Linked DNA regions of Homo sapiens: region 2 is linked to region 1. A link is an interaction called in ENCODE POLR2A ChIA-PET data of the cell type or tissue named here. Cell type or tissue: IMR-90. All regions are shown on one strand.

Region 1 (2,500 bases):
CTGCCAGCACGCACAGCTAATTTTTGTGTTTTTAGTAGAGACAGGGTCTCGCCATGTTCGCCAGGCTGGTCTTGAACTCCTGACCTCGGGTGATCCATCCACCTTGGCCTCCCAAAGTGCTGGAATTACAGGTGTGAGCCACCGCGCCCGGCCCGAAGGTCTGTCTTAGAAGGCCTTAAGTCAAGCGAATGTACTTGATGGCATAGGTTTTATCATATCTTTAACATTTCAAAGAAGGAGGACTCATTTTGTTTTTTCAAGTCTTTCTAACGCTGAACCATCCATATCCGAAAAAAAAAAATGATATTATTACTTCTGCTGGCATCACTGCTGGGTTTGCAGGGTAAAAACAACACCCCCAAGCCTTCTTACACTGTTTGCCTAGAGGTCCCCTGGCTTGCCTTTTGGTTCCAAGTTGTGTGAGGTGAGGTGTTACTGTACTTAAGGTTTTTTTATCATCTTTGACAATGGTGGTTATTTATTGGTCGTCGACCACGTGTAAGGCACTACAAACAGCACAGGGAAATGACTTCTTTCTAGAAACTTACATTCTAGTTTGGAGGAGGACGTAGTGGAGCAGAGCTAGCCACAGTACTTGGAATTTGTCAGAGGTGCAGCAGGGTGGCTCCGCCCCAGGAAGGCCTAGGGCTGGGGAGTCCTCCTGTCCCCAGAAGACTGACATTTGACTGAGAGTGCAGCTTTCAGGGGGACTTGGATGGAGCTGAGAGGGAGCAAGAGGCCCTGGGAAATGCCCAATAGCAGAATCAGCCCCATCTGTCAGCGGGTGGCATAAGGTGGCCAGAACACCACACCTGAGTTGAAGCTTGTCTATACATGCCGGTGGGTAGGGAGGACAGCAAGGGCCGCAGCAGATGGAGGAGGTGACCATTTCCACCGGGGAGGGGGCGTGAAAACTTCATGGATGAGGGTGGATTATTGCTGGGTCCTGCCTAATGAGCACAGTGCTGGATTGGAGAAGGGGAGGGAAGGGCGCCCAGGGGGAGAGATGGTGGCCAGGAGGGACGAGGTGGAGAAGGGCCAGGCGTGTGTTGTAACTCTGAGGTGCTGGCTTCTTAGCAGAACTTGTTCTACCTCCCGGCTTCTCTGGCTGAGCCTCCCAGTGGGAAGACAATGGGTTCTGGAGTCGGATGGGCCTGGACCTCAAGACCAGTTCTACCACTTTTTAGCTGTGTCATCTTCAGCAATGTCCCCAGTCCCTCTCCATCAGCTTCCTCGTGTACAAGGGAGATCAGGAGTGATCTTGCAGACTTTTCAGAAGGAAAAAACAAGACTTAGATTTAACCATGAACAATGTAAACATAGTATATGCTCAGTAAATGGTGATTTCCTTGGGCCAGCTCTTCCGCAGGGCCCTGGTCTGGAGCCTCCTGAGGCCCGCAGTCTCTGCCCAACTTTCTGACTCACTCACAGCCACTGTCAAGTCAGCAGGCACAGGAGGAAAGGCATGACCTCATCTTCTTCCCACACTTCTCCTCTCTCTTTTGTGCCACATTTTCTGTCTAGTGTAGAGTTTGAACCTGGTCCAAACCCTTGGCACCCTCTTTGGCTAGTTTTTGCCTTTCATGTGATGTCGTAGTCCATCATCTCATCCTGTCCATTTCTTTCTCCCATGACACTATAGTCTACGGCTGTGCCAGGGGCACACCACCCCACATCCGGATGGCCCAGCTGCCTTCCCAAGGGCATCTCTGACTCTAGCAAGCCCCCGTCTATCTTGCACATTCTTTAGACCCTGCTGAACTCAATCCTTCCACGGTCCTTTACTTTGGCCATATCTTTCCCATCTAACCTTGTTTTTGTTTTCCATTAGTTCCAAGAACAATAATAGCTAATATTGATGTGTGCTGGGTATGTTGAAGGACTTTATATTGCCCCCCCCCACTTTTTTTTTTTTGAGACGGAGTCTTGCTTTGTCACCCGGGCTGGAGTGCAGTGGTGCGATCTCAGCTCACTGCAACCTCCGCCTCCCGGGTTCAAGCGATTCCCCTGCCTCAGCCTCCCGAGTAGCTGGGACTACAGGCATATGCCACCATGCCTAGCTAATTTTTTATGTTTTTTAGTAGAGACGGGGTTTCACCATGTGAGCCAGGATGGTGTTGATCTCCTGACCTCATGATCTGCTCACCTCAGCCTCCCAAAGTGCTGGGATTGCAGGTGTGAACCACTGCTCCCAGCTGTCCCATTTTTTTTTTTTATAACCCCATGAGGTAGGTGTGATAACTATTGCCATTCACAGTGACTCACGCCTGTAATCCCAGCACTTTGGGAGGCCGAGGTGGACGGATCACAAGGTCAGGAGATCGAGACCATCCTGGCCAACATGGTGAAACCCCGTCTATACTAAAAATACAAAAATTAGTTGGGTGTGGTGGCACGTGCCTGTAATCCCAGCTACTTGGGAGGCTGAGGCAGGAGAATCATTTGAACCAGGGAGTCGGAGGTTGCAGTGAGCTGAGATCATGCCACTGCACTCCAGCCT
Region 2 (2,500 bases), 160 kb before region 1:
GCAATCACATGTGCATATACAAAGTAAAAATGTATCAAGCTGAATACTTCAGATTGGTGCACTTTACTGCATTTATTTTATATGTGTTAATTAAAAAATACCCCAGATATTTCACTCTCTGTGTACAGGAATAGAATTAAATTATCCATACCGTTTTGTTAAGTGTTTCCCAAGGAATCATATATTATGGGACATTTACTCATACATCTTTGTCTTAGATAGGGATATTTGGTGGCAAGTTTCAGAATCTTACTACAGCTATGCTATATAATCTGAATTTTTGTGTCTCCCCACCCCGAAAAAATTCATGTTGAAGTCCCAAGCCCCAAGATGATGATATTAAGAGGTGGGGCCGTTAGAGAGGTAATTAGATCAAGGGGCCAGAGACCTCACAAATGGGAGTTTTTAGGGCCCTTAAAAAAGAAGCTCAGTTGGCCGGGCACGGTGGCTGATGCTGGTGGATCATCTGAGGTCAGTTGTTTGAGACCAGACTGGTCAACATGGTGAAACCCCGTCTCTACTAAAAATACAAAAAATTAGCCGGGCGTGGTGGCGGGCGCCTGTAATCCCACCTGCTTGGGAGGCTGAGGCAGGAGAATTGCTTGAATCTGGGGGGCGGAGGTTGCAGTGAGCCGAGGTCGTGCCATTGCATTCCAGCCTGGGCAACAAGAGCAAAACTCCATCTCAAAAAAAAAAAAACAAAAAAGGAAGCTGAGGGAACCTGTGTGCCCCTTCTACCATGTGAGGACTCAGTAAGAAGACACCATTTTATTTATGTATTTATTTGAGACAGAGTCTGGCTCTGTCACCCAGGCTGGGGTGCGATGGTGCCAGCTTGGCTCACTGCAACCACCACCTCCCTGGTTCAAGCGATTCTCGTGCCTCTGCCTCCCAAGTAGCTGAGATTACAGGCACCCGCCACCAGGCCTGGCTAATTTTTTTTTTTTTTTTTTTTTTGAGACAGAGTCTCGCTCTATTGCCCAGGCTGGAGTGCAGTGGCGTGGTCTCGGCTCACTGCAAGCTCCGCCTCCCAGGTTCACGCCATTCTCCTGCCTCAGCCTCCTCAGTAGCTGGGACTACAGGAACCTGCCACCACGCCCGGCTAATTTTTGTGTTTTTAGTAGAGACAGGGTTTCACCCTATTGGCCAGGCTGGTCTTGAACTCCTGACCTCAAGTCATCCGCCTGGCTCAGCCTCCCAAAGTGGTAGGATTACAGGCATGAATCACTGTGCCTGATAGAGAAGGCACCATTTATGAGAAAGTGGGCCCTCACCGGACACCAAGTCTGCTGGTGCCTTGATCTTTGACTTACCAGCCTCACGAACTGTAAGAAATACATTTTTGTTGTTTTTTTGTATACACCTAGTCTATAGTATTTTGTTGTAACGACCCCAACAAACTAATACAAGCTAGTTTAAGAAAATAGAGGTTTTAGGGAATTAATCTAATAGGCGTTCTCACAACATCTTAGCCTGATTTTATTTCTTATTTTTTCTATTTCTTAATTATCTTTTAACAAATCTTCTGAGCCTTCTCCAATTTATCTTTGAGGAAACTTAGGATTTGATGATGATCTCAGGGTAGCTTCATGGTTTCCATCAGGCTGTTTGCTCACTGAAAAGGTCATTTAATGAAGTTTTGATAAACCCATGGAGTTCGCTGTGTGCACAGTCTGTACTGCACAATATGGCTATGCCTGCGAAGTGCAAAGCAGGAGGGTAAATATCAGAGAGGGTGACTGTGTCTTACCAACACATCAAAATTGTTTGTCTAATTATGTGGGCAAATGGCAAAAGTACATTTGTTACTGTCATTGAAATTCATCCAGTGAGTATTGGATTGAAAATCTAATATGTATGACATTGTGATGGATTCTGGGGATACAACAATGAACGTGACGTTTATACTGATCCTCAGTGAGCAGGGTCCAGAATAAAGTGGAATGCAGAGTCTAGTGTAAAGTGAAATGCCCCTGTTGAAATAAGTTCCCAAGTTGGCTATTTCTTGAGTTTCTGCTTGGCAACAGGTGAGGGCTGCACCAGGGTAATCTCACTGACCATAGTGGTAGATGCCAAAAAGGAGGGAGATGAGTGGAGGTAGAAAGAGTGCAGGAAGGTAGAGGACTGGAAACCAAGCGAGACATTTGGAGGATGGCATAAGGTGACATGGGCCAGTAGCAGATCATGAAGCCAAGCATTGATGCTAGAAATTTGAGACTTGGGTGAGAAAAAGAAGTGAATCTGGGGTATAAGGTGATAAGGAATTAAAGTCCTATAAGAGAGTATGAAGAGTACAAAGGAGTAGGGATGAAGCCAAGGTAACTGCTGGCATCTGAGATAAGAGTGTCAGCGTGGCTGGGCTCTGGTGAGGGCCCTCTTCTGGTTTACAGACTGCCAACTGCTCATTAAATGATCTTTTATAAGGGCACTAATCCCATTCATGAGGGTTCCACCCTTATCACCTCATCACTTCCCAAAGGCTCCACCTGCTAATGCCATT

Evidence for each region. Peaks named below come from ENCODE experiments on the same cell type or tissue, not always from the same donor. Only the 100,000 strongest peaks of a DNase experiment are listed, where the experiment ranks them.
Region 2: POLR2A ChIA-PET joins it to region 1 with 21 read pairs; 3 of 35 experiments call an interaction of 5 or more read pairs at or near these places.

The regions. Positions count from the first base shown.
Region 1 is chr6:154,473,828-154,476,327 of GRCh38, reverse strand. All of the region lies in intron 1 of CNKSR3 (CNKSR family member 3), which reads left to right. Among named protein-coding and RNA genes, the nearest start is that of CNKSR3, 36 kb to the left of the region's middle. In IMR-90, no CTCF peak of the experiment used is centred here; a DNase peak (open chromatin) is centred at 1,437.
Region 2 is chr6:154,633,441-154,635,940 of GRCh38, reverse strand. No RefSeq gene overlaps it. Among named protein-coding and RNA genes, the nearest start is that of SCAF8, 99 kb to the left of the region's middle. In IMR-90, no CTCF peak of the experiment used is centred here; no DNase peak of the experiment used is centred here.